Regions from separate parts of the Homo sapiens genome. Here all the other regions are linked to region 1. The links are chromatin contacts, found by Hi-C or POLR2A ChIA-PET in ENCODE. All regions are on one chromosome and are shown on one strand. Each heading gives the region's core, a stretch centred on a gene start or an enhancer-like site at or near the end of the contact. The rest is flanking DNA. Distances are from core to core; before and after follow the strand shown. Region 1 holds the start of LDB1 (LIM domain binding 1). Region 2 holds the start of WBP1L (WW domain binding protein 1 like). Region 3 holds the start of DPCD (deleted in primary ciliary dyskinesia homolog (mouse)). Region 4 holds the start of BORCS7 (BLOC-1 related complex subunit 7).

Region 1 (6,687 bases), core at 3,667-6,166:
TGTCTCAAAAAAAAAAAAAAAAAAAATTAACTGGGTGTGGTGGCACACACCTGTAGTACCAGCTACTTGGGAGGCTGAGGCAGGAGAATCGCTTGAACTGGGGAGGCAGAGGTTGCAGTGAGCTGAGATCAAGCCACTGCATTCAGCCTGGTGACAGAGCGAGACTCTGTCTCAAAAATAAATAAATAAATAAATAATACTAGAGGCTTGGTGTGGTACGGGCCTGTAGTCCCAGACATTCAGAAGGCTGAGGCAAGAGGACTGCTTGAGCCCAGGAGTCCGAGTCCAGCCTGGGCAACACAGCAAGACTATAAAATAAAAAACAAAAAACAAGGGCCAGGGTCAGGCAGTGGCTCATGTCTGTAATCCCAGCACATTGGAAGGTCAAGGCAGGAGGATCACTTGAGGCCAGCCAGAAGTTCAATACCAGCCTGGCTAACAGCAAGAAACCTGTCTCTACAAAAAATAAAAAAGTTAGTTGGACACAGTGGTGTGTACCTATAGTCCTAGCTACTTGGGAGGCTGAGGCAGGAGAACTGCTTAAGCCCAGAAGTTTGAGGCTGCAGTTACCTATGACCATATCACTGCACTCCAGCCTGGGTGACAGAGCAAGATTCTGTCTCAAAAAAAAAAAAAAAAAAATGGCCAGGCACAGTGGCTCACGCCTGTAATCCCAACACTTTGGGAGGCCGAGGCGGGTGAATCACTTGGAGGCCAACATGGTGAAACCCCATCTCTACTAAAAATACAAAATTAGCCAAGTGTGGTGGTGCGCGCCTGTAATCCCAGCTACTCCGGAGGCTGAGGCAAGAGAATCACTTCAACCCGGGAGGCGGAGGTTAAAGTGAGCTGAGATTGCACCACTGCACTCCAGCCTGGGCAACAGAGTGAGACTGTCTCAACAAGAAAGAAAAGAAAGAAGGCCGGGCGCGGTGGCTCACATCTGTAATCCCAGCACTTTGGGAGGCCAAGGCAGGCAGATCACAAGGTCAGGAGTTCGAGACCAGCCTGACTAACATGGCGAAACCCCATCTCTACTAAAAATACAAAAATTAGCCAGGTGTGGTGGTGGTGCCTGTAATCCTAGCTACTCAGGAGACTGAGGCAGGAGAATCGCTTGAACCTGGGAGGCGGCGGTTGCAGTGAACTGAGATCGTGCCACTGCAATCCAGTCTGGGCGACAAGAGCGAGACTCTGTCTAAAAAAAAAAAAGAATAAAGTTTAAAAATAAAAAGCTAGAATGCCTCTGAATTGATCATTTAAAAATGGTTAATTTTTAGCCAGGCATGGTGGTGCATGCCTATAATCCCAGGTACTCAGCAGGCTGAGGCAGGAGAATCACTTGAAACCGGGAGGCAGAGGTTGCAGTGAGCTGAAATTGCGCCATTGCACTCCAGCCTGGGCAACAAGAGCGAAACTCCATCTCAAAAAAAAAAAAAAAAAAAAAAAAGGCCGGGCGTGGTGGCTCACGCCTATAATCCCAGCATTTTGGGAGGCCAAGGTGGGCGGATCACCTGAGGTTGGGAGATCCAGACCAGCCTGACCAACATGGAGAAACCCTGTCTCTACTAAAAAAAATACAAAAATTAGCCAGGCGTGGTGGCAGGTGCCTGTAATCCCAGCTACTCAGGAGGCTGAGGCGTAGGGAGAATTGCTTGAACTGGAGAGGTGGAGGTTGCAGTGAGCTGAGATTGCACCACTGCACTCCAGCTTGGGCGACAGCGCAAGACTCCGTCTAAAAAAAAAAGGTTAATTTTATGTTATGTGAATTTTACCACACACATACAGAGGGAGAGAGAGAGAATACTGGGCACTTACACCCATCCATACAAATCAGCTAAGCCTCCAGTCCTCCAGGACATTGTCATTAAGTTAAAGACCCCCCCTCCACATAGACTCCACCCCCTTCCTACCACATCCCTTCTGTCTGCCAGGTGTCTGTGACCTCTCTTCCCATTTTTGCCTATACCACAATTCCCAGAGATGCTCCAAAGATGTTCTCTTCTCCCTCCCCAGGTCTGATCCACACTAGAAGTAAGGCAAGGAGTGGAGCAATGGGTCAAGTGCTTGTTAGCTCTGTTACCTTGGCAAAGTTAACTAACTTGCCTAAATGGAGTTCCTGTAGGAGCCCCAATCACTTATTTTAACCACCCATTCAACAGTACTGAGATGGTATTTCCTTACCGGTAACTGGGCTATAGTGTCAGTGGGAGTGGGAAGGGTAATCTTCCCAGAGAAGGTGAAGCTAGAACTAAGGTGTTAAGGAAGCATTAACTAGTAGGTGAAGAAGAGGGAGAACAGTGTTTTACAGGCAAGTTCAAATTTATTATCATCTCTGAACTTCAGTTTTCCTACTTGTTCAATGGAGGTAATAGCACCTTCTTCCAAAGGTCCTCATGAAAGGTAAATGAGTCGGCAAGTGTAAAAGGCCTAGGGCAGTGCCTGGCATTAGTGCATGCTCAAGTAAGGCAGTTTTTTCTTCCTTCCTAAGCTTCTACCTTCCACATGTGTAATCTAGGAGAGGGAAATCTCAGATTCACAGGAGGCAAAGACCTTTATAGGGTGGGTTGTAGTCCCCCTGTCCACCCAGATGATCACCATTGTGTTGGTCAGCATGGAATCTGACCAAGCTAGTTGTTTGGAATGAGTGGCCTTAGGCGTAAGTGGTCACAGGATTGGAGGAAGGCAAATTCATGGACAGAAAAGAGAGAAGGAGGTCAAGGTAGGTATTCCCCCTCCTCCAAACCATCTCAAATTGTCCTGCCAATCCAGCCCCCTCCTCTCTTGGAATTGGATAATCTTAAAAAAAAAAAAAAAAAAAGGGCAGAAAGAACACGTATTTACAGGACTGCCTGGCTGACACTGGGCTACGTGACTGGGTGTACATTGTCTAGTTTGATACTCACCAAGCCATAGGTTACAGAGGATAAAGCTAGTGTCCCAGGTGGGGTGGTCAGTTGTCTCAAATCACTCAGGTATTGAGGAGCGAATCTTGCGTTCAAACCTAGGTATCCACAATTTCGGGCCAGTGTTCTGTTGCCTTATGTTCTCTCTACTCCCTCTAGTGCTGACCTTTGTCTGGGAGAATGCAGGGAGGGGGTGCACTCAGGCAGGGGATGCTGCCAAGGAAATACTTGTGTGAGTGTGGATGGCTTCAGTCAGGTCCTCTCTGCTCCTGGTGGGGGTGGAGATGGGGAAACCTGGGGGTGGGAGACTCCACAGTGTACAAGCTCCCCTATCCCCCATCCTAAGCACATGGTGGGGAGGGTCTCCATTCCTAGGCAGGCCTTCTTTTCAATCCCTGGACTCTGCACCGTTCCATCATTTCATGCTCCCTCAGCAAAAACCTAAGGTGGAGAGAAGAGGTCTCATAAACACTTTAAGCCTCCGCATTTGTAACCCTCCCCCAGCCAGTCAAGCCAGCTGTGCAGACTCTGAGCCAGAGTGAGGGAACCAAACAGCCTTCTCAACCAACACCCCTCTAAGTAACAAAGAGGAGAACCCCCTACCCAGTCAGGGCCAGACGCCCTAGGGAGGAGACACTAGTCCAAGTCTCCATCGTCTATCCCTGGAGCCCATACTGAAACTTAAGAAAGAAAAGCTAGCAGCTGGGGACCCCAGGAGGGAGGGGGTCAACTCTCTACTCCAGGCGGCTCCCCTCCCTTCCCTCCTCCTGGCTAATAGGTATTTCCTGTTTATGAGGCAGCTAAAGCTGAGCTTTTGGGAAGGGATGGAGATGGAGCCCCTCCCCTCCTAGGGCTGGGTTGGGGAGTCCTTGAAGTGTGACTGAAGGTTGGGAGGCTCCTCCCAGGGGAAGGAGTGTTCCTTACATTGACCATCCACATCATCTCCCATCCAACCCCCCACGGCCCACAGCCTCTGCCTCTCTGGGTTAGGGGGCACTGGAGGGGCCTGTTTCCTGTTCTCATCTCCGAAGCCCTCAAAGGACAGCAGCTTCCAGGCAGGGGGGTCGGAGGCGGTGGGGTTGGGCGGTTGGTACGGAGGTGAAGGCACCAAGGCTGGAGAAAGGGGGGAAGGGAAGAGAGTGTCTTGACTGATGCGTCAGTCTGCAAGAAGGAAGGATGGCCTCCTATCGCCCCTCCGTAATCCAATCTGGTGGTCATTCCGCAGCCCCCTCCCCCCAGCAAAACACAGATCCCAAGCCCTTAGGCGGAGGAGGGCGGGGACCCCACTTAATTAACCCTTTTAGTTCTAGTCCCAACTGGTTTCGCAGGCAAAGGAGGAGTGGTTAATTTAGGGAAGGGGTGAGTTGAGGGGTTGCTACAAGAATTAAGAGAATGCTTCTTTACCCATCCAGCCTAGGGTAGGGACGCGAAACAAGGGGCCTCCAGAAGAAGGCTGGCGTCTCAGCAGGGAGCACGGACAGGGGGTCTGCAGTCCCTTTTCCCTCCCGGAGCGCGGCCCGGGGTGGAGAGAGATACACCACACTGCCCACCCCGGCTCCGCCTCCCCCAGCCGCGGCTCCCGCTCCGGCTCAGCCAGACTCCCCATCCGGCGGCACCCGGAGGACGGACACCGAGCGCGCGGCTGCGCCTCCAAGCCCTCCCCTTCGCCCTCCCTCTCTGGGGTCTCTGCCTCCGTCTCCTTTTTTAAAAGCTGCGTCACATGCATGCCGTTCCCCGAGCGCTCCCAGCCCCTCGCCGCCCGCCCGCCGCGCGGCGCACGCACGTCGTCGCTTGCTGCGCGCTCTCCCGGGTCACTTTGACACGGCTCTCCCCTCCCACTAGCAGGACAATTAGCATATTAATAAAGCCCGGCCCTGCCCGGCTTGGGCTGGGGAGCCGGCGCCGGCGCGAGGGAGCGCGAGCGCGAGGGCGGAGAGGGGGGCGCTCGGCGACGGCGGCGGGAGCGCACAGACACGCACACGCACACGCGCACACACGCACACACGGACACACACTCCGCGGACTCACACCCGCGCGCACACACGCAGAGGCCGCTCGCCTTCCTGCCTGGCTTCCTTCCTGTCTGCTCCGCGCCTGACAGGCCCCTCGCCGCAGCCAGGGGCCGCCCGCACCGGGCCGAGGCCGGGCCGGGCCGGCGGCGAGCGCAGCGGGGGCCGCGGGCGGCGGCGGCGGCTCATGCCCGGCCTGTCCCCGCGAGGGGCGGGCACCGTGACTCGGCTGGGCCCCCAGAGGCGGGCGATGTGAAGATGTCAGTGGGCTGTGCCTGTCCTGGTGAGTGGGGCGTGCGGCCACTCGGCCCCTTCCTGCCCAGCCGTCCCTGCGGACCCCTCACCCCGTGTTTGGCGAGAACTTGTGTGGGGGGCGTCGATGGCATGGGGGAAGCCGGGGGCTGGAAGGGCTACGCGGGGCCTCAGGCTGGCGGGTAGCGTTTTCCCCAACTGTGTAAATGCGCAGCAGCCCAGAAACACGGGGAGGAGACGCTGGGGGTGGCTTATGTGTATGTTTTTTTGGGGGTAGGCTAATTGGGGAGAGGTTTGGGGGGGGCTGAAATTCTCAGAATTCCAGGTTGTTAGCCAATCAGAAGTGACTCTGGACTTTTGACCCCCCCCCTCAGGTCACCATAGAGTTGTGATTGGCTGGTTTGGGCTGCCCCCCCTTCCCTGCTGCCCATTGCCTCTTACCTATCCTGTGACATCCCCCCCATGCTGTTTCTGAGGACCCTGTTTGCAGGGAGGTATTGATTGCGGCCCATCTTGCCCCCCACCTTCAACTTTTCCTGCCTGTTGCCAGGGAAGGTTGGCCCTCCTGAGGCACCGGAGGTACTCCTAAGAGGTGCCAGATAATTGGACCCTTGGGTCTGGCATCTCCGCCCTAGTGGGAGGGCAGGCTAGGAAATAGAGTGATTTGTGGAGAGGTAAGCTGGGGGAGCAATACTTGACCCAAAACTGAGAACTTGAGAGAGGACCCAGGCTCAGATCCCTGCCTCCCCAAAACATATCAGCTCTTGCCAGGGATAGCCTAGGTCTGAGTTTTTTTCCTGGGGGGCAGGTGGGGGGGGCGGAGGGCGTCTACCTCACTGCCAGGAGGAAAGAGAGAAGCCATGCGACTGGAGAGGTAGTCTACAGAGGGCCTCACGGCACACTGTCTGTCTCCATCCCCGGGACTCTGGGTCCTGGAATTGGCCCTCCTGCCCCAGACTGGAGTCAGCTTTCTCCTGGAAGTCAGTGTCCCTGAATGTAGCCCGCTTTGGCTACATACTTCACAGCTGGACACCCACCACTCCCCCACAAATCCCCAAGGGAAGCTGCCAGTGCGGAAGCTTCCTTGAAAATCATGTGACCCAGGCCAAGCTGGGCTGGGCACACACTTCAGGTGCCTGCTGAGGCTGATGTCTAAGGGGCATGGGTCCCAGAAGGAGGAATAAGAGAACCTAACAATCCTAGAATATCCGAGTATGGGAACCACTGGCTCCTGCTGCAGAGGGTTGGGGAGAGGAGAGGGAAGAGCTTGCCAAGCTGGAATCCTGTCTGGCCCCGTCGTCCCTCTTTCTACCAGCTTGGTGTACATGTTTATGTTGTGGATTTTCTCCTTTATAATTGACCCATGCTGGGTACCCCTTTCAGATCCATCATGTTCTTAGCCCACCCCAGGGCCCTGACCCTCCATCAACACACATGAGCAGAGCAGTTAAACTAAGGATCTGAACAAGCTAGAGGGATGAGTCTTAAATTGTGATTCTTAGTTCCTACAAATAGTGGGT
Region 2 (6,882 bases), core at 1,938-4,437, 620 kb before region 1:
GCCTTGGCCTCCCAAAGTGCTGGGATTACAGGGGTGAGCCACCATGCCCAGCCTTTTTCATTCTTTATAGATTTAAGGATTCACGTCTGTGAGTTGTAATGTCATAACCTGTAGGAGAGTTAAGTCTAAGTTCCTAACCACAGAATGAACTAGCTGATGAACTTTCCAGGGCCTGCCTGCATAAACAAGAAATGGCTGTTTCAGTGCAGAGCTGGTAACAGGGAAAGCAAGTTGCCTAGTATCATTTATTTCTGATGGTAAATGTGTATGTAAAAAAAAGATTGTGCATGTAAAAAAAAGATTGTATTGTAAGTAGATCAATTTTGTGGGAGAAATGCAATAAGGTACCAATACCATTATTCGATACAGAATGAGTATAGTAAGTCCTCCTGAATTCAAAGTTAGCTGGACTTCATTGTTGAATTAAGGACCATGGGTACTTAAAGTATGCCCTGTGCCAAAATGGCCTTGGGATTTTTTTTTCCTTACTGATTTGTACAAGCAACCCCTTCCCCCACCCCCCCCAAAAAAACCCAAAAAAATACACTGACTAAATTGCGGTGGATTCAGAGTTAATAATTATATAGTAACTTGCATTCCGAAGGTTAAAATTCAAAACAGAAATCTCACTATAGATATCTAGTACTCCCAGACAGAAAGAGACAGGAGTATAAGGTGGGGGATGGAATTGTATAGGGAGCGTCAGGAGTGAGGGTATGTGGGGGCTGGTTAGGAAGAGGGCCACTGCTCATTACGAAAACTTTCCCTTCTCTGCAGGAATTGTAACCGTGTAACAGCTGTTGGTCAGTGATAGCATTCATCCAAATGGAACAAAGTACAAAAGACACCTGTCCCCAAAATTAAGTATTAGAAGTGCCACAGATATAAGAAAGCAGCCTGTGGTTTGCAAACTGCAATTAGAATATAACATTAACAATCCCCTTCCACATGTTCACAACACCTCCCAGGCTCCACGACCTGGTAGGAACCTCCACTTTCCATCATCCCCGTTGCTGAAAAAGTGGATCTAGTTCCTATCTTTGACCAGCCCATCTCCAAAGGCTCTGACATTCCTAAACCAAACCTCTACCGATGTTATTTATTGGTTACTGGGGACAGCCTTTTCGAGATACTTACAGAAACAGACATGTGCAAAGGAAAAGTAAATTCTGTATTTACTATATTCTATATTTTGTTGTCAATACCTATACTTAACTTTACTGGTCCTGAGGGCTATAACATTTCTAGTAAACAAAAAAAATATATTTCTTCTGCCAGTTTATGATTTCCACTGGAAAAACAACCCCAACAAAGGCTAAAACAGAAGGGTCCCAACCCTCGAAAAGGGAATACACTGGGCTAGAAAATGAGCTACATTCCTTTCACATGGTATTTCTAGTATACACAAACATATCCTGAGGAAAAATTAGACACTTCAATGCATAAATAAATTGTGGTTTACAGATAACAGAATGTTACTTGGTCATGAACAGGAATGAAGTACTAGTACATGCTACGATGTGGATGGGCCTTATAAACATTACGCTAAGTGAAAGGAGCCAGGCACAAAGACCACATATTGTAGGATCCCGTTTATATAAAATATCCAGAATAGATAAATCCATAGAGACTGAAAGCAGACGGGTGGTTGCCAGGGGCTGGGGGAAAAGGGAGACAGAGAGTAACTGCTTAGTAGGGACGAGGTTTTCTATTGGGGTGATGAAAATGTTTTGGAACTAGATAGAGGTGGTAGTTGCACAACATTGTAAGTGTACTAAATGCCACTGAATTGTTCACTTTAAAATGGTTTTTGTCATGTGAATTTCAACTTATTTTTTAATCAGTATTTTAAAATAGAGGATAATGGGCAAAACAAGATGTATTTGTGAAAAGGCAGCCCTAAAACTCCTAGGGAAAAGATAAGTATTTTTGCTGGCACTCAGTTTCTGCTCTTGTTCACAACACAAGTTCAAGCGCTAAGTTGTATAAACTTTGCCACTACGCTATGCGTCTATGTGTGTATGCCTTTCTGAAAAAACGGGGAAAAGAACAGAAAGTGAAGAAAAAAGAATCATAAAGCTTTGCCACATGCAAGGAAGGAGGGGTGATTGCCCCCACTGCACCCCACCCAACTTGGCACCAGGAGTAACGCTCCCATTAGGGTTTTGAAATGCCAGCTGGAGCTGGAATCAGCACAAGCAAGCTTCTCTGCCTGGATAAAGAGCAAGCCACCCAGCAAGAAAAGCTAGGGTGCTCCATTTGCTGCCCATATTGGCATCAGAACCACCCTCTGGTCAAAAGCCCTGAGCTGGCTCAGATCAGCATCCGTGACTTGCTCTCCCAGGCCAGCCAGCCTAACAGCAAGAGCTTGTTACAGCTCAAGTGTGCTCCTCCTCCTGAGGGGTTCCACTCTGTTTCATCCCACCTGCCTTCTGAGAGTCCTCCCTCCAACCAAGTGCGCCATGGCTTACAGATTTTAAAATGGGGCCAAGTCTCTCCCAGGAACATAGTAATTTTTTTTAAACGTACTAAGATGCCCTCGGAACTTTCCCCAGTCCATCCTTAAAGAAATATCCTCAGGATCCCCTCCCTCACAGGCCAACTCAATAGCCTGTGTACCCCTACACACACAGACGTACATACTGCATTACTGCCTGGGACACCTGCTCCACAGAGGGACACGAATAAGGCCCACATCCTCAGCTTGGCACCGCTATCCAGCCACAGTCACCCCAGCCCACCTAACCAACCTGCCGTCTCAAACGCCCCTCACTCGCTTGGCATCATGCCTCTGCCACCTCCTTGACACCAAAACTGTCACAGGTGTCCCTCAGCTAAATACCGACGCCCCTTTAGATCCTGTCCACGCCAGGCATAGACGCCCCTCTCGGGACCCCTCAACTCTTGGCAACAACACTCCTTCAGACCCCTCCAGCCAGGCCTCGACGACCCCCAGGACCCAACATGGCCCAGACGCCCCCTCCCCCTTACCTGCGGGGGTTCAGCCCTGGCTGACAAGGGGCTGGGCAGCGCCTGGAGGAGCAGGAGCGCCATGCCACCCAGGAGCCTTCTCCTCTCCATCCCCCTCCTGCTCCTGCTCCTCCGCCACGGCGCCGCCACCTCCCTCCTCCTCCTCCCTCTCCTCCTCTACCCTCTTCTTCCTTCTTCCCTTCTTTTCCTGTTTGACGCTCCCCTCCCGCTTCCGGCTCTGCTCCACCCCGCCCCGCGCAAAACACCCTCCCAGACACGCGAGAGACTCTCCAGTTCCAGCGCTTCATTGGCCTTTGCCCTTTGTCCATTGATCAATGTAGCTGTCGATCAAATATAAGTCCCGCCTTCCCCTGAAGACGAAGCGATGCAGCCAATAAAAAGTAGGAGGAAGCCGGACCATCTTGAATGCTGCGAAGAAGTGTAAAATTCGTCCCAACCCGCAGAGAGTGGCGGAAGCAGCTTCATAAGGGGGCGGGGCCACCCAGGTGGATGGAAAAGTCTATTTCTGATGTAGCCATCTTGAGTGTGGCGGAAGTACTAGTTTTCCAGTTTTCCACATCAAAAAAAGAAAAAAGGTTTAATGTTTCTCAAGGGTGTTGGAAAATAAATTATTCCTGAAAGGTAACCAGGCGCTCCTGAAGAGGAAAACAATTGCAATGTAAAAATATTTTAATGTCTTTTGTCTTGAAGCACAGCACTATTACCAGGATGCCTCTCTTGGTCTCAACTGCCCAAATAGCAGCTTAGGTCCGTTTGAATTCCCTAGAAGATAGTACCTTTATCTGAGGCATAGTGCTTCGTCACCCCAAGTTCGACGGACAAAATTCTGGTTCTACTTCACAAATTGCTCTGAAATCCATCATCCATTGCTTCAATCCATGTTCTTCTAGCTAAATACAAATGGCTTCCCTGCTGCCCTGCAAGTTGACAATTCTTCCTCTCAAATTTCCGCCACACACTACAACCATACCACATTAAACCAAATATTACTATATCATGGCCTCTTCTTTTAAATACTTCATCTACCTACAGAATAGAGAGTCCAAACTTCCCAACACGGTCCTCTCTGTGACTTCGTCCCTGTCTACTTCTCTTTATCTCACCTCTCACCACTACATTTTCCCACACATTCCACTCACACTGACCATTGAAGAGATGCCCAGTAACTTCATTTACATATTACAGATACAGTTCCCTGCTTACAAACTCCTAGCCCCATCTCCTTGCTGCTTCTTCTGGATTCTTGTAACACTTATATCTGCGTGCCTGGTTTGCAGTTTTTTGTACAGCATACCAGGTCTTTCTTCTTCTTCTTTTAAAGCCTATAATATCCTGTACAAGGCTCAACCAGAGCTTGATCAATGTTGGTAAAATAGCCAGGTGTGGTGGCTCATGCTTATAATCCTAGCCCTTTGGGAGGCTGAGGCAGGTAGATCCCTTGAGCTCAGGAGTTTGAAACCAGCCTGGGCAACATGGAGAGAACCCTGTCTCTACAAAAATAAAAAAACTAAATTAGCCAAATTAGCCAAGCATGGTGGTGCACACTTGTAGTCCCAGCTACTTGGGAGGCTGAGGTGGGACAATCACCAGAGCTAGGGAGATTGAAGCTGCAATGAGCCTTGATTGTGCCACTGTACTCCAGCCTGGGCAACAGAGTGAGACCCTGTCTCAAAAAAAAAAAAAGGCCAGGTGCGGTGGCTCCTGCCTGTAATCCCAGCACTTTGGGAGGCCGAGGTGGGCGGATCACATGGTCAGGAGTTCGAGCCTGGCCAACATTGTGAAACCCAATCTCTACTAAAAATACAAAAAATTAGCCAGGCGTGGTGGTGCATGCCTGTAGTCCCAGCTACTCAGGAGGCTAAAGCAGAAGAATCGCTTGAACCTGGGAGGCAGAGGTTGCAGTGAGCCAAGACTGTGCCACTGCACTCCACCCTAGGTGACAGAGTGAGACTCTGTCTCAAAAAAAAAAGAAAAAAAAAAGTTGGTAAAATAAATGGACAAAGGAAGACCCATGGCAAATAACACAGTTGACTTTAGCAGTCAATTTCCTCTCAAAAACCTGTCAAAGTGTTTTACAGCCTGGCCCAGTCTAGCCCACATCTGAGCCCAGAGGAAGTTGTTCTTGGCTTAAGTGTTGGAAAAATGGGAAACAGGTAAGAGTTAAGTCAGTCTTCCCTCAGCTTAAGAAAGTCCATAGTTCTGCCTTTATCTTGATCCTGCTTTTCCAAGTACTATAAAAAGTGACACGTATTTTTGCCAATCTCTCGTTTCTTAGAAATTTATCCATTCCACAAGTCAAGCTCCTTAGAGGAGAAGTAAAAATTGAGTACTAGGGAAGGACCAAATTATTTTCATGGCACAAGGTCTCTAATTCCTGGCCTCAAAAAGTTGTAAGTCTTCCACATAAAGGCTAGGTTTCATCATCACTAAGAAACCCCAGGTGGGATGTAGTGGCTCACGCCTGTAATCCCAACACTTTGGGAGGCCAAGGCATGAGGATTGCTTGAGGTCAGGGGTTCAAGACCAACCTGGGAAACATAGTGAGGCCCTCTGTCTACAAAAAATTTAAAAATTAGCTGGGCATGGTGGCATGTACCTGTAGTCAGGAAACCTTTAGGATTCTGGTTCTAGCCAGGATTGAGGAAAAGACCTTGGATCAAAAGGAAGCTTCTATACCTCTTCTTCTTCCCTTCCTCCTCCTCTCCCGAGCAATGGAACCTTTTACCCATGCTATTCTAGCCGAACTCAGGAAAAAGAAGCTACTCGGGAGGCTAAGGCAGGAGGATCACTTGAGTCCAGGAGGCTGAGGAAGCAATGAGTCATGATCATACCATTGCACTCCAGCCTGGGCAAGAAAGTGATACCCTCTTTCTCTCAATAAATAAGAAACCCCAATTCAGTTTGGCAAACACAGGGGATTTTGCCCCAACTTCCCTTTCTCCTTTTACCTGAAAGCTCAAGCTGAGCTATTGGATAGGACAGTCTGGATTAGCACTTCCCACACCAAGGCCTTTTAGTAACCTTAACTGCCTCTTATTCAACATCCCACAGCAGCCAACTCAAAGAAGAGAGATGTTACAAAATGAGACTGAGATGCAGTTTGAGTGACCACTTTTTAGAATGTCCCTGAACATTATAGCCACCACATACCTTCCAGACATTTCCAAAAGAGCAGTTGTCTATAAGAGAACAGGAAATCCAAGAGGCTTGAGGAGCTGAGAAGGAAGGGGAAACATTGTATGTTCTGAAAGAACATCAGTCAGGAGTTGTTTCCAAGCTCTACTGGCTCTGGTAATGTTTCCCTTTTCCTATTTGCTTTTGGAAATAAAGCCAGGTCTCCTGTCCTAAAGAAGCTAGCTCAAAGACAGACTTTTCTGTTCAGACACCAGCTAAAATCAAATTGCATATGCTACAACATGGATGAACCTTGAAAACATTATCCTAAGGAAAGAAACCAGACACAGAGGGCCACATACTGCATTACTCCACTTACATGAAATGTTCAGAATACGCAAATCTCTAAAGACAGGAAGTGAATTGTGAGGCGCTGGCAGGTAGGGAGAATGTGGAGTGACTGCCAATGGGTATGGGGTTTCTTTTGGGGCTAAGAAAAATGTTCTGAGACCAGATGCAGTGGCTCATGTGTGTAATTCCAACACTTTGGAAGGCTGAGGGAGGAGGATCACTTGAGGCCATGAGTTCGAGACCAGCCTGGGGCAACATAGTGAGACCTCATCAAAAAAATCAAATTAGCCTGTGGTCCCAGCTACCCCAGAGGCTGAGGCAGGAGGATTACTTGAGCTCAGGAGGTTGAGGCTGCAATGAGCAGTGATTGCACTACTGCACTCCAACCAGGGTAACAGAGTGAGATCCTGTCTCAAAATAATTCTG
Region 3 (6,257 bases), core at 783-3,282, 530 kb after region 1:
CATCTCTCTTCATTTTCCACAACTTCCCCTCATTGCTCCTTGAGAAAAGGGACCTTTTTATTCTCGCTTCCATCCTGGCACCTAGAATAGTACCTGACATAGTTATAGGTGGTTTGTTCTGACTGAGTGACTGCTTTAACATTACTAAACATTTTGTTATTCCTCTAGTAATCAGGCACGTACCTTCACACCTTCACATAGGGTCCTTATATGTGAGTTGTTCTTTGAATAGCTATCCCCTCTTCTTCACTCAGCAAACGCCTATTAATTCTTTTTTTTTTTTTTTTTTCCAGTTTTTTTGAGACAGGGTCTCGCTCTGTCGCCCAAGCTGGAGTGCACTGGCATGATCTCGGCTCACTGCTGCGTCTACCTCGCTGGCTCAAGCGATCCTCTGGCCTCAGCCACCACAAGTAGCTGGGACTACAGGCATGTGCCATGATGCACGGCTTATTTATTTTTTTGTCTGAGACACAGTCTCACTCACTCTGTCACCCAGGCTGGAATGCAGTGGTGTGATCTCAGTTCACTGCAACCTCCATCTCCCGGGTTCAAGCGATTCTCCTGCCTCAGCCTCCAGAGTAGCTGGAATTACGGGTGCGCACCACCACACCTGGCTAATTTTTTTGTATTTTTAGTAGCGATGGGGTGGTTTCATCATGTTGGCTAGGCTGGTCTCGAACTCCTGGCCTCAAGGGATCCGCCCACTCGGCCTCCCAACATGCTGGGATTACAGGCGTGAACCACCACATCCGGCCATAATTTCCGTATTTTTTGTAGAGATGAGGTTTGGCCATGTTGCCCAAGCTGGTCTCGAACTCCTGAGCTCAAATGATCCGCCCACTTTGGCCTCCCAGAGTGCTGGAATTACGGGCGTGAGCCACTGTGCCTGACCTTATTAATTCTTTAGGACCCAGAAACATCATCACTTCTGTTGGGTCTTCCTCCAAAGAGATGTCACTTACACCTTCACTCTTTCCTACCATTTTATACAAGACTACAACCTCTATTTAACGCTTCTTATTATTTAAGTACATGTTTTTCCCAACCACTCTGAGTCCTGGGACAACATATCTTTTTCTTTCTGTTCTAGTTTAGAGCTTGGCACATAGTAAAAGTCTTCCTAAATGTTGCACGAACGAGTAAATGATTTTAATTTCCACAAACTCCAGGCTTCCCTGATTGGCCCCTGCCTGTGAACATGAGTCACCAGTTGTTATCTTGAAAGCCTCAGGAACTTCAGACGCAATTCATCCTGGCTACCCAGTGGGTCCAGAAAGGACCCAAGTGCACAAAGGGGCCGGCATCGGCCAATCCTAGGGTGGGGAAAAGTTAGGTATCCATGCCCCTGTGCCCACTTCTTCCAGGCACAGCCCTTGGTTCTTGCTCTAGCTCCCCTAAAGACACAGAAAATATTTAGAAGTTCACTTAACAAAAATATTACAGCTGGAAAGGACCTCAGAGATAACAATGGTAGTCCATCCACTTCATTTTATAGATGAGGAAAGTGAGGCCCAAACAAGTAAAGGAGCCGACTGAAGCGCCCGTGGTGAATTAATGGCACAGTCGGAACTAGAGCCCAGGCCTCTCTCCTCTCTAAAGTCTAAAACATTCTTGGATTTCAGTTTCCTCTTCTGTAAAACGGGGTGAAAATTAGCCTCTCAGGACAGTGGTGAGGAGCAAATGAGATAATGAATGTAAAAGAAATTACTATATTAGCAACAGAAATCAGAGCGGAGCGAGATGGTGTAGAGGAATCTAAGGGGTGTCCGGAGACATGTGTTCCAGTCATGTCATCTCTGTGAACCTCAGTCTCCTCATCTGCAAATGCAGGACCTGGCCCGGCTGACCGCCGAGACCCTTCCAGCTCTGCCGACCCAGGCCCTGAGGCCCTTCCCGGAGGGCCGGACCCTGAGGGAAAAAAACGAAGGAGCCCGTGGGGACCCTCGAGTTACCGTCCTGCAGCAGCGCAGTCTTCTGGGCTGTCCGCAGACTCTCCAACCAGCCCGTCACCGCCATCTTTCCCCTGCTAAGCAGCACGCCCAGCCGCTGCCATGGCAACCGTTCCAGAGGGTCACTTCCGGCTGACTCGGAAGCTATTCTGGCCATTTGCCCTCCTTCCCCCCTTCGTCCGCTCTCATTGGCTCTGCTGGTAAGTGGTCTATTCCTGCCCACCCCCGGGTGACTAGCTTGGCCAGTAGTCGACCCCACCCGGGGACCGACTCTGGGGGTTGGAGAGACTCTTGGGGCCGGGGTCGGGCACTCCAGCTTTCTTCTAGCCCCGAGCTGGGATTCCCTGGCCTGCGCCAGCTGCGTACACGGCGAGTACACCGCACCTGCCCGGGACTTCACCCGCAGCTGCGAGACTCCTCCATTCCCGGAGGGCTCCCCACACCTGCTGCGGCCGTGCCCCATCTCCCCGCAGCTGCGGCGCTGAGCACCCCCATGTCGAGAGGCTGAGACCAGGACAGGTGCAGGGCGTTCCCACTCACCCCCGAAAGTCCTCCTCCTTCCTCTGCGAGTCTGTGTTGGAGGTAGAGAAATAGTATGTGGGGTTTATGTGCAGGTCCTCCCCAGGCTCCGCTCCATCCCCTAAAGCTCCATTTCCTAGCCCAGCATCCCATTTGGTAAAGCCCTTCGAAGTGGGCCGCAGCAGGGCTGTGCTGAATCTTTAGCGCAACCCCTCTGAGGAATGGTGTCGTTTCCTACTCCTCAAAAGTACCCCCGATGGCACCAGCCTTCCCCTCATTTCCCGTAATACTCCAACTTCGAAAGGCTGGGGAGTGTGAAGCTAGGCTAAACCACTGAAGTTTAACCGGGTTTGAAGAGACCCCCTCCCCCGACCCGCTTCCCCAAACTGGGCTGCTACCCCCAAAGCCTGGTCAGGAAAGACCCTACCTCCATAGGCAAAGGGGTTGGAGGGCCTCAATTCTGGATTTCCACGTGCAGCAGCCCTGACCAACGCTCCAATAGGCCGGGATCCAGCCATACTTCAATGGATCCCAGGGGTATCTTGAAGGCATTTCCCAAGCGGCAGAAAATTCATGCTGATGCATCATCAAAAGTACTTGCAAAGATTCCTAGGAGGGAAGAGGGAGAAGAAGCAGAAGGTGAGCTGACCCAGTCTCAGAACCCTCGTGTGCTTGAACCCACAGCCTTCATGTGCTTCAGCCCTACGTTGTTTATGTCCAGAATCAGATATTGGAGCTGACTCTGCCTGTCCAGGGCCTGCAGGTCTGTTTGTATCTACCTTGTGCTAAGCTTGGTCCTGGGTCTTGGACAGGCTATTTGCTGTGTTACCTTCTTTTCTACCCGAAGACCTCTATCCATCAGAAAAGACTCCCTGGGCCCTCAGGGAATGACCAGTATAATTTTTGCCCTGAGGACTGGGACAGAAACCCCCCTCCATTACCCAGGCTTGTTGTTAGTTGTTTTGCAGCCAAATTGGCAAATAAATGGCAGAGGCTTTGGAGGCAGGGTTGTCGGGTCTGTCAGACTGTAAGGGCAAGAAACGCGCTTTGTTGAAAGAATAAATGATAAAGGATTCAAAGTATGGAGAGAGGCTGGGCGCGGTGGCTCTTGCCTGTAATCTCAGCACTTTGGGAGGCCGAGGCAGGCAGATCACCTGTGCTCAGGAGTTCGAGACCAGCTTGGGCAACATGGCGAAACCCTGTCTCTACTAAAAATACAAAAAATTAGCCAGGCATGGTGGCACACGCCGGTAATCCCAGCTACTCGGGAGGCTGAGGCATGAGAATCGCTTGAACTCGGGAGATGGAGGTTGCAGTGAGCCAAGACGATGCCACTGTACTCCAGCCTGGGCGACAGAGTGAGACTGTCTCCAAACAAAAACAAAACAAAAGAAAACAAAACAAACAAACAAAAAACAAAGTAAGAAGGGAGGAGGCATTCATTAAACAAATATTTACAGGTTACTTACAATGTGCCAGACACTTCTAGATTGCACCAAGGAACAGGACGTATGAAAATCCTTGTCCCTTACATTCAAGTGCTGGCCTGTGAGAAAATTTGCTATATGTAGAAGGAAAGCTGTCTGGATGGAAGGGAAATGCTTATTTTCAGGGTAGGGGACTGTGAACACGTCATTCAGATCATGTTAGAAGTTATGTCGTGGCCAGGGGGTGGCAGATAAAAATTAAAAAGTTACAACAGTAGTCATCTGGATGTTCCTTCCACAGAGTGGCTGAGCTCCCTTCGGGCCCATGTTGTGCGCACTGGCATTGGACGAGCCCGGGCAGAACTCTTTGAGAAGCAGATTGTTCAGCATGGCGGCCAGCTATGCCCTGCCCAGGGCCCAGGTGTCACTCACATTGTGGTGGATGAAGGCATGGACTATGAGCGAGCCCTCCGCCTTCTCAGACTACCCCAGCTGCCCCCGGGTGCTCAGCTGGTGAAGTCAGCCTGGCTGAGCTTGTGCCTTCAGGAGAGGAGGCTGGTGGATGTAGCTGGATTCAGCATCTTCATCCCCAGTAGGTGGGCTGATCCCAGTCTTTTTTTCAAATGTTTTCTAGTAGCATCTTGAGCTCTTTTCTTGAATTATTAAAAATAACTATCATTAATTAAAAAATTAGCCAGGCATGGTGGGGTGTGCCTGTAGTCCCAGCTATAAGAGGTTTAGGTGGGAGGATTGATTGAGCCAGGGAGGTTAAGGCTGCAGTGAGCCTTGATCGTACCACTGTACTCCAGCCTGGGTGACAGAGCAAGACCCTGTCTCAAGAGAAACTCCAAAAACCTCAAAAAACTCGTTTTCTTAATTGGACACACTGGGAAACCAAGTATTTCAGAGTACAGAAGGACTGGGGACAGATACAGGGTGAGACCTTTGGTGTCTTAACCTCCCATCACCATCCCCACAGGTACTTGGACCATCCACAGCCCAGCAAGGCAGAGCAGGATGCTTCTATTCCTCCTGGCACCCATGAGGCCCTGCTTCAGACAGCCCTTTCTCCTCCTCCTCCTCCCACCAGGCCTGTGTCTCCTCCCCAAAAGGCAAAAGAGGCACCAAACACCCAAGCCCAGGTCAGGAGCCTCCCATCCCTCAGAACTCCCTTCCCCTAGGAAGCAGATCACAGAAATGGGGTGGGCCTGGTGGCTGTTCAGAAAGTCCCAGGCCCCTGAGAGAGGAGGGCTCTATTGTGAAGCCATTTAGCTCTTCCCAACACTCATCACTGCTGCATTTATCTAGGCCATATCTAACACATACCACTGGGGATCCTAGGGCTAGGCACTGCGTGGAGCCAAAGGGAACGTGGCCTCACACCCAAGGAGATCCAAGTCTGATGCAGAAGGCCCCGCCTCATTCTTAGGTCTGACTAGAAGACCCTCCCCCCGCACAAAGAAGATGACCCCCACCTTTAAGGATCCCTTCTCTTGGAGAACAAGAATTTATTGTTTTCTTTTCTTCTCTATCCCAAGCCCATCTCTGATGATGAAGCCAGTGATGGGGAAGAAACCCAGGTTAGTGCAGCTGATCTGGAAGCCCTCATCAGTGGCCACTACCCCACCTCCCTTGAGGGAGATTGTGAGCCTAGCCCAGCCCCTGCTGTCCTGGATAAGTGGGTCTGTGCACAGCCCTCAAGCCAGAAGGCGACCAATCACAACCTCCATATCACAGAGAAGCTGGAAGTTCTGGCCAAAGCCTACAGTGTTCAGGGAGACAAGTGGAGGGCCCTGGGCTATGCCAAGGCCATCAATGCCCTCAAGAGCTTCCATAAGCCTGTCACCTCGTACCAGGTACCCAGGGGCTAGAGTGGGAGGAGGGGTCTTTACTGGCCAGTGGTTAGTAACCCCAGTGGGGTTCAGGTACAGTGGTGAAGATTTTATGGGGTCTAGGACTTGCACAAAAGAAAAAAAAGGAAAATTGATGAAAGCAGATTGGCAAAATCTTGATAGTTGTTGAAGCTGGGAGATGTACGATACTTGGGGGTTATATGGATCTCTCTACTTTTGAATTTTTTAACATAATTAAAAGTTTTTTATTTTTAATTTTGTTTATTTATTTATTTATTCATTTATTTAGCAGAGATGGTGTTTTGCCGTGTTACCCAGGCTGGTCTTGAACTCCTGGGCTCAAGCAATCTACCCTCGGCTCAGCCCTGCAAAGTGCTGGGATTACAGCCATGAGCCCTTGTGTCCCGCCTAAAAAGTTGTTTAAAAGAAGTTTGGACTCTGAAGCCTAACAGACCAGGGTTTGAACTCTGGTTCCTGTCATTCACTAACTGTGTGACTCCAGACAAGTT
Region 4 (6,368 bases), core at 1,003-3,502, 730 kb before region 1:
TTTTTTGGTACTCATATTTCATTTTTCGTATTATTTCATTAAATTACGTAGTTGCAACTGTAAGCATAAGTGCCATACACACATTTAAAAAATTGTTTTCATTCTTTTTTTTTTTCCTTTTTTTACAGAGACAAGATATCACTATGTGGCCCAGGCTGGTCTCGAACCCCTGGGCTTAAGCAATCCTGCCTCGGCCTCCCAAAGTGTTAGGATTACAGGCATGAGCCACTGCGCCCAGCCCACAGACACATGATGTTTAGAAAAAAACACAATGGACCCTCACTAAGCACACAACTCAAATGGAGGAGGAGAAGCGCAGGCATGCAAGAGACAAGCCTATGAGTCATAACCACTCATTATGCTGTGGGCAAATGTCAGTGTGTTTCTCCTCACAGGCTCTCTCCCCAGAGACCCCTTCCCTGATCATCTGTTTAAGATTAACCCTTTCGACCGGGTGTGGTGGCTCATGCCTGTAATCCCAGCACTTTAGGGGGCCAAAGCGGGAAGGATCACTTGAGGTCAGGAGTTTGAGACCAGCCTGGCCAACATGGTGAAACCCCATCTCTACTAAAAACACAAAAATTAGCTGGGTGTGGTGGCAGGCGCCTATAATCCCAGCTACTCAGGAGGCTGAGGCAGGAGAATCGCTTGAACCCAGGAGGCAGAGGTTGCAGTGAGCCCGAGATCGGGCCACTGCACTTTAGCCTGGGTGACAGAGCTAGTGGGACTCCTCCTCTGTCTCAAAACAAACAAACAAACAAAGATTAACCCTTTCATCACTCTCTATTCCCAGATTAATTTTGCTTCACAGGATTTACCACCACCTGATTTTTTTCTGTTTCACTTGTTTATCGTCTGTCTCTTCACTAAAATGTAAACTTCCCAAGTAGAGGGATTTAGTTTTGTTTATTCCGTGTACCTAGAGCAGTTCCTGGCACATAGCAGACACCCAATAAGTATTTGTTAAATGAATACTGTGGAATGAGTTTTTTACACATGAAATTCTCAGCTAATCAAACAAAATAGCTATGTGGAGACTGCTCAAGAAGCAATGCTGCCAGGAGCGGTGGCTCACGCCTGTAATCCCAGCACTTTGGAAGGCTGATGCAGGCAGATCATGAGGTCAAGAGTTCGAGACCAGCCTGGCCAACATGGTGAAACCTCATCTCTACTAAGAATACAAAAATAGCCAGGTGTGGTGGTGCGTGCCTGTAATCCCAGCTACTCAGGAGGCTGAGGCGGGAGAATCACTTGAACCCAGGAGGCGGAAGTTGCAGTGAGCCAAGATCACACCACTACACTCCAGCCTGGCGACAGAGCTAGACTCCGTCTCAAAAAAAAAAAAAAAAAAGGAAAAGTACTTCCTTCAATTAGTCATTCTAAAGACTTCATGAATTAAACTCCATAAAAGACAACAGTGTCTAGCATATATAAAATGCTAAATAAATGTACGTTTATTATGATGAATATGTTGAATATTTACAGGTGGTTAACTATAAACACCTCTAGTTGAAAATATATATAATATATATTACATATATTATATATAATATATATGTATATTATATATGTAATATATACATACACATTATATATAATATATACGTATATATATTATATAATACGTAATATATAATACTTATATATATAATTCGCCTCCCAGGTTCAAGCAATTCTCCTGCCTCAGCCTCCCAAGTAACTGGGATTACAGGCATGTGCCACCACGCTCGGCTATATATTTTTTTAATTATTATTTTTTAGTAGAGACGGGGGTTTCTCCATGATTGTCAGGCTAGTTTCGAACTCCCGACCTCAGGTGATCCGCCCGCCTCGGCCTCCCAAAGAGCTGTTTTAAAGCACAGGTTCCCATGGCATCGCTTCTTCCCCCAACCCTCACACACTGTCCCTAACCAAAGAGACTGCACACCCCAGAATGCAACACGCGCCTCCGCGAAGAAGACCTACTCATAGCAAGTACTTCACAGCCTACAATTCCCAAGATGCAACGCGACCTCCTTCCCACAGCAACGAAAGACTGCGACTCCCCGGACTATCAGGCCGGGAGAGTCCACTTCCAGCTCACCTCGGAGCTCCGGGAGCCTTTCAGCACCTGCTTGGTGAGCGCGATTACGTCAGTACCACAGGTGGTCACCTTCTCCGTGAGAAGCCCCTTCACGGACTGACCGAACCGCGCTTGAGACTCTGGCGTTCCAGTCGCCATCATTTCAGTTAGCGAACGGTTGCGCACTGACGATGGTGAGTCGCCGGGGCCAAAAGACAAGCAAAGCGGAAGGAAAAGAGGCGTCTCTTCCTCCATGGGAAAAGGAAGGGACGCATGCGCCTGATGGAGGTTGACCTTTGCTCACTAAACTCATGAACTATTCATTGATATCCTGAGGAAAACAGGGTCCAGGCAAACATCTCTGGAGGGGATGGAGGACAGTTTCATTGACTCTATGGTTCAGAATCGGAAAGCCTGCGGCAGGGCATGGCGGCGCACGCCTGAAATCCCAGCCCTTTGGGAGACCCAGGCAGGAGGATCACCTGAGCCTGAGAGTTCCAGACCACCCTGGGCAACATAGCGAAACTCCATCTCTTTAAAAATAAAATAAAATTAAAATTAATACAAATAATTAAAAAGAATCAGAAGGCCCGGATTACAGTCCCAATGCTACCATTTAGCAGTGTGTGGCTGCAAATTACTCAGCTTCTGTCTTATATTCCTCATCTGTTAAACAGAAGTAATAATGTTTCCAAGGGGTTATGAGAATATCATTCCATTCATATATATATACACATATATATATATACACATATATATACACATATATACACATATATACATATATATACATATATATACACATATATATATACATATATATTTTTTTTTCCCCAGAGTCTTGTTCTGTTGCCTAGGCCTTTTTTTGATTAATTGAGACAAGGGGCCAGGCGTGGTGGCTCACGCCTGTAATCCCAACACTTTGAAAGGCCAAGGTGGATCACTTGAGGTCAGGAGTTCAAGGCCAACCTATCCATATGGTGACACACCTGTAGTCCCAGCACTTTGGGAGGCCGAGGCAGAAGGGTCACTCAAGGCCAGGAGTTCAGTATCAGCAGCCTGGGCAACATAGCGATAACTTGTCTCATTTTATTTAATTTTATTTTATTTTATTTTTTTTTTGAGATGGAGTCTCGCTTTGTTGCCCAGGCTGGAGTGCAGTGGCTCGATCTCAGCTCACTGCAACATCCGCCTCCTGAGTTCAAGTGATTCTCCTGCCTCAGCCTCCCAAGTAGCTGGGATTACAGGTGCTTGCCACCAGGCCCGGCTAATTTTTGTATTTTTAGTAGAGATAGGGTTTCACCATGTTGGCCAGGCTGGTCTCAAATTCCTGACATCTAATGATCCACCAGCCTTGGCCTTCCAAAATGGTGGGATTACAGGCGTGAGCCACTGCACCTGGCCTCATTCCATTCAATTTTAACAAACATTTCATGAACTAAATACCAGACACTGTACTAGGCTGGGGATAGAGAAAGAAATGAAATACAGTTCTTGTCTCTGTGGAACTCCCAGGCTGATGAGGCAGATAGGCCTGTAAACAAATGAAGAAGGAAAAACAATCTAATAGAAAAATTGGCAAAAGGCACAAGTAGGCAATTCAAAAAAAAAAATCAACTGGCTGATAAATGTGAAAAATGCTCAACATCACTAGTAATTTTTATTGATAACCTCTTTATTGTATTAATACCAAACTGATGGTAACCACCTTGTAAGTGAATTAATATGTAAAATATTTCAAGTAGGCCAGGTGCCGTGGCTCACGCCTGTAATCCCAGCACTTTGGGAAGTTGAGGCGGGAGGATCACCTGAGGTCAGGAGTTCGAGACCAGCCTGCCCAACATGGTGGAACCCCGTCTCTACTAAAAATACAAAAATTAGCCGGGCGTGGTGGTGGGCACCTGTAGTCCCAGCTACTCTGGAGGCTGAGGCAGGAGAATTTCTTGAACCCGGGAGGCAGAGGTTGCAGTGAGCCGAGATCATGCCACTGTATTCCAGCCTAGGCGACAGAGTGAGACTCTGTCTCAAAAAAAAAATAAAATATTTCAAGTAGCTCCATTTCTTTTTTAGTTAATAAAAGATGTGAGAATGTTATTGTATTGAAAATTTTGTTCAAAATTACCTGTATTCAATATCAACATTACTTCCTCTTCCAAGTGTCTAGATTCATATGTCTCCGTTGAATCTCATTTACTGTTTACTTTTTGTCCTTAATAAACTTTATTGAGTTTATGTGCATGAATTTATGTTATAATTTATGTACAATAACAACATTATTTTTTGAGATGGAGTCTTGCTTTGTCACCCAGGCTGGAGTGCAGTGGCACGATCTTGGCTCACTGCAACCTTTGCCTCCCTGGTTCAAGCGATTCTCCTGCCTCAGCCTCCCGAGTAGCTGGGATTACAGGTGCCCACTATCACGCCTGGCTAATTTTTGTATTTTTAGTAGAGATGGGTTTCACCATGTTGGCTAGGCTGGTCTTGAACTCCTGACCTCAGGTGATCCACCTGCCTTGGCCTCCCAAAGTGCTGGGATTACAGGCGTTGAGCCACCACGCCCGGCCTGCACAATAACCACATTCTTTAAAGTGTACGATTTGATGAGTGTGACAGACGTATACATCTGTGAACCACCACCACTATTAAGATACAGAACAGGGTGGGAGCAGTAGCTCATGCCTGTATTCCCAGCACTTTGGGAGGCCGAGGCAGAAAGATTGCTTGAGGCCAGGAGTTCAATATCAGCAGCCTGGGCAACATAGCGATAACTTGTCTCATTTTATTTATTTATTTTTATTATTTATTTACTTTATTTTGAGACGGAGTCTTGCCCTGTCACCCAGGCTGGAGTACACGGGTGTGATCTTGGCTCACTGCAACCTCCGCCTCCCGGGTTCAAGCGATTCTCCTGCCTCAGCCTCCCAAGTAGCTGGGACTACAGGTACGCACCATCGCGCCCGGCTAATTTTTGTATTTTTAGTAGAGGTGGGGTTTCACCATGTTGGCCAGGCTGGTCTTGAACTCCTGACCTCATGATCGGCCCACCTTGGCCTCCCAAAGTGCTGGGATTACAGACATGAGCCACCACGCCCGGCCCCTTGTCTCAATTAAAAAAAAAAAAAAAAAGATGCAAAACATTTCATCACCCTCAGAAGTTTCCAAGTGCCCTTTAAAGTCCATCTCTCCTTCTCTGTCTCACCCGGGCAACCACTGCCCTGCTTTTGGGAACTATAGATTAATTTGCATTTCTAGAATGGCAAATAAATAGCATCATACAGGCTTTTTTGAGGGGAGGGGGGTCTTTTTTTGTCTGGCTTCATTCTTGCAGCATGATGATTTGACATGTTGTTGTGCATATAACTAGCCTGTTCATTTTTATTGCTGAGAAATATTCCACTGCATGGATAGTTCTCACTGTGTTTATTCACTCTCTTGTTGATGGACACTTGGGTTGTTTCCACTTTTGGGTTTTTGTTTTGTTTTGTTGTTTTTTGGTTTTGGTTTTTGTCGTTGTTTTTGAGACAGAGTCACTCCTCTGTCATCCAGGCTGGAGTGTATGGCATAACCACAGCTCAAGCTCCCAGGCTCAAGCAATCCTCCCACCTCAACCTCCGGAATAGCTGGAACTACAGGTTCATGCCACCATGCCTGGCTAATTTTTACAATTTTTTCTGTAAAGACAGGGTCTCCCTATGTTGCCTGGGCTCAAGTGATTTTCCTGCCTTGCCCTCCCAAAGTTCTGGGATTACAGGCATAAGCCCATCACACCTGGCCTCCACTTTTGGAATATTATGAATATTCTGCTATGAACATTTGTACACAAGTCTTTATGTGGGTTGTTTTCATTTCTCTTGGGTAACTATCTAGTAGTGGAATGGCTGGATCATATGGTAAGTGTTTCAGTTTTCAAGAAACTGCCAAACCATTTTCCAAAGTGGTTTAACACTTTACATTTCCGATAGCAGTGTATGCCACTCCAGTTGCTCCACATCCACAAACTTAGGAAAAGATGGAATGTTCTATAGCCATGGTAACACGTAGCTACCTGTGGTGGACAGACTGGCCGCTCAGGGTAGCCTTTGACCCCACCTCCTGGTGTTCTTGCTCTTGTGTGATCCTCTTCTCTTCCTTGTGGACATGATCTTTGATTTGCTTCTAATCGATAGTGTATGCACAGGTGATAGGAAACACATGATGATGTTACATAAGATTACATGTTACATCACCATTCCCCTCATCTTGCTGGAGCCTCTCTCTTGCCAGAGCCTCTCTCTCTTGCCGGCTGTGAGTAAGCGAGTGGCCACGT

What was found. Hi-C counts contacts between places; a loop is a spot of excess contacts on that map. ChIA-PET counts read pairs that join two places held with the same protein, here RNA polymerase II (POLR2A). Pooled maps may share reads with other maps.
Region 2: a pooled map shows a loop between it and region 1 (8-fold over the local background). The contact joins the promoter of WBP1L here to the promoter of LDB1 in region 1. A Hi-C loop is called at or near these places in 6 of 50 pooled maps.
Region 3: a pooled map shows a loop between it and region 1 (4-fold over the local background). The contact joins the promoter of DPCD here to the promoter of LDB1 in region 1. A Hi-C loop is called at or near these places in 7 of 50 pooled maps. POLR2A ChIA-PET finds 5 or more read pairs at or near these places in 4 of 52 experiments (GM12878, activated T-cell, activated naive CD4-positive, alpha-beta T cell and 1 more).
Region 4: a pooled map shows a loop between it and region 1 (8-fold over the local background). The contact joins the promoter of BORCS7 here to the promoter of LDB1 in region 1. A Hi-C loop is called at or near these places in 3 of 168 maps with a recorded cell type or tissue (CD4-positive, alpha-beta T cell and naive thymus-derived CD4-positive, alpha-beta T cell) and 11 of 50 pooled maps.

Annotation. Positions count from the first base shown.
Region 1 is chr10:102,118,597-102,125,283 of GRCh38, reverse strand. It overlaps LDB1 (LIM domain binding 1), which reads left to right and starts at 4,916. Exons shown (of 11, transcript NM_001113407.3): 1 at 4,916-5,198. The coding sequence starts at 5,174. It also overlaps a transcript of PPRC1 not described here. RefSeq lists enhancers at 2,777-3,526, 3,527-4,278, 4,279-5,030 and silencers at 4,527-4,656, 4,677-4,976, 5,037-5,116, 5,207-5,276.
Region 2 is chr10:102,740,253-102,747,134 of GRCh38, reverse strand. It overlaps WBP1L (WW domain binding protein 1 like), which reads right to left and starts at 3,187. Exons shown (of 4, transcript NM_001083913.2): 1 at 2,992-3,187. The coding sequence starts at 3,081. It overlaps SFXN2 (sideroflexin 2), which reads right to left. Exons shown (of 12, transcript NM_178858.6): 12 at 3,643-6,882. RefSeq lists enhancers at 2,321-2,550, 3,491-3,540 and a silencer at 3,051-3,210.
Region 3 is chr10:101,584,096-101,590,352 of GRCh38, reverse strand. DPCD (deleted in primary ciliary dyskinesia homolog (mouse)) reads right to left here and starts at 2,032. Exons shown (of 6, transcript NM_015448.3): 1 at 1,953-2,032. The coding sequence starts at 2,016. It overlaps POLL (DNA polymerase lambda), which reads left to right and starts at 2,096. Exons shown (of 9, transcript NM_001174084.2): 1 at 2,096-2,531; 2 at 2,947-3,107; 3 at 4,197-4,491; 4 at 4,875-5,037; 5 at 5,434-5,751. The coding sequence starts at 2,993. RefSeq lists enhancers at 1,747-2,076, 2,177-2,456.
Region 4 is chr10:102,850,143-102,856,510 of GRCh38, reverse strand. It overlaps BORCS7 (BLOC-1 related complex subunit 7), which reads right to left and starts at 2,252. Exons shown (of 5, transcript NM_001136200.2): 1 at 2,084-2,252. The coding sequence starts at 2,224. BORCS7-ASMT (BORCS7-ASMT readthrough (NMD candidate)) reads right to left here and starts at 2,301. Exons shown (of 15, transcript NR_037644.1): 1 at 2,084-2,301. RefSeq lists enhancers at 1-909, 1,917-2,106, 1,706-2,218, 2,177-2,236, 2,219-2,732.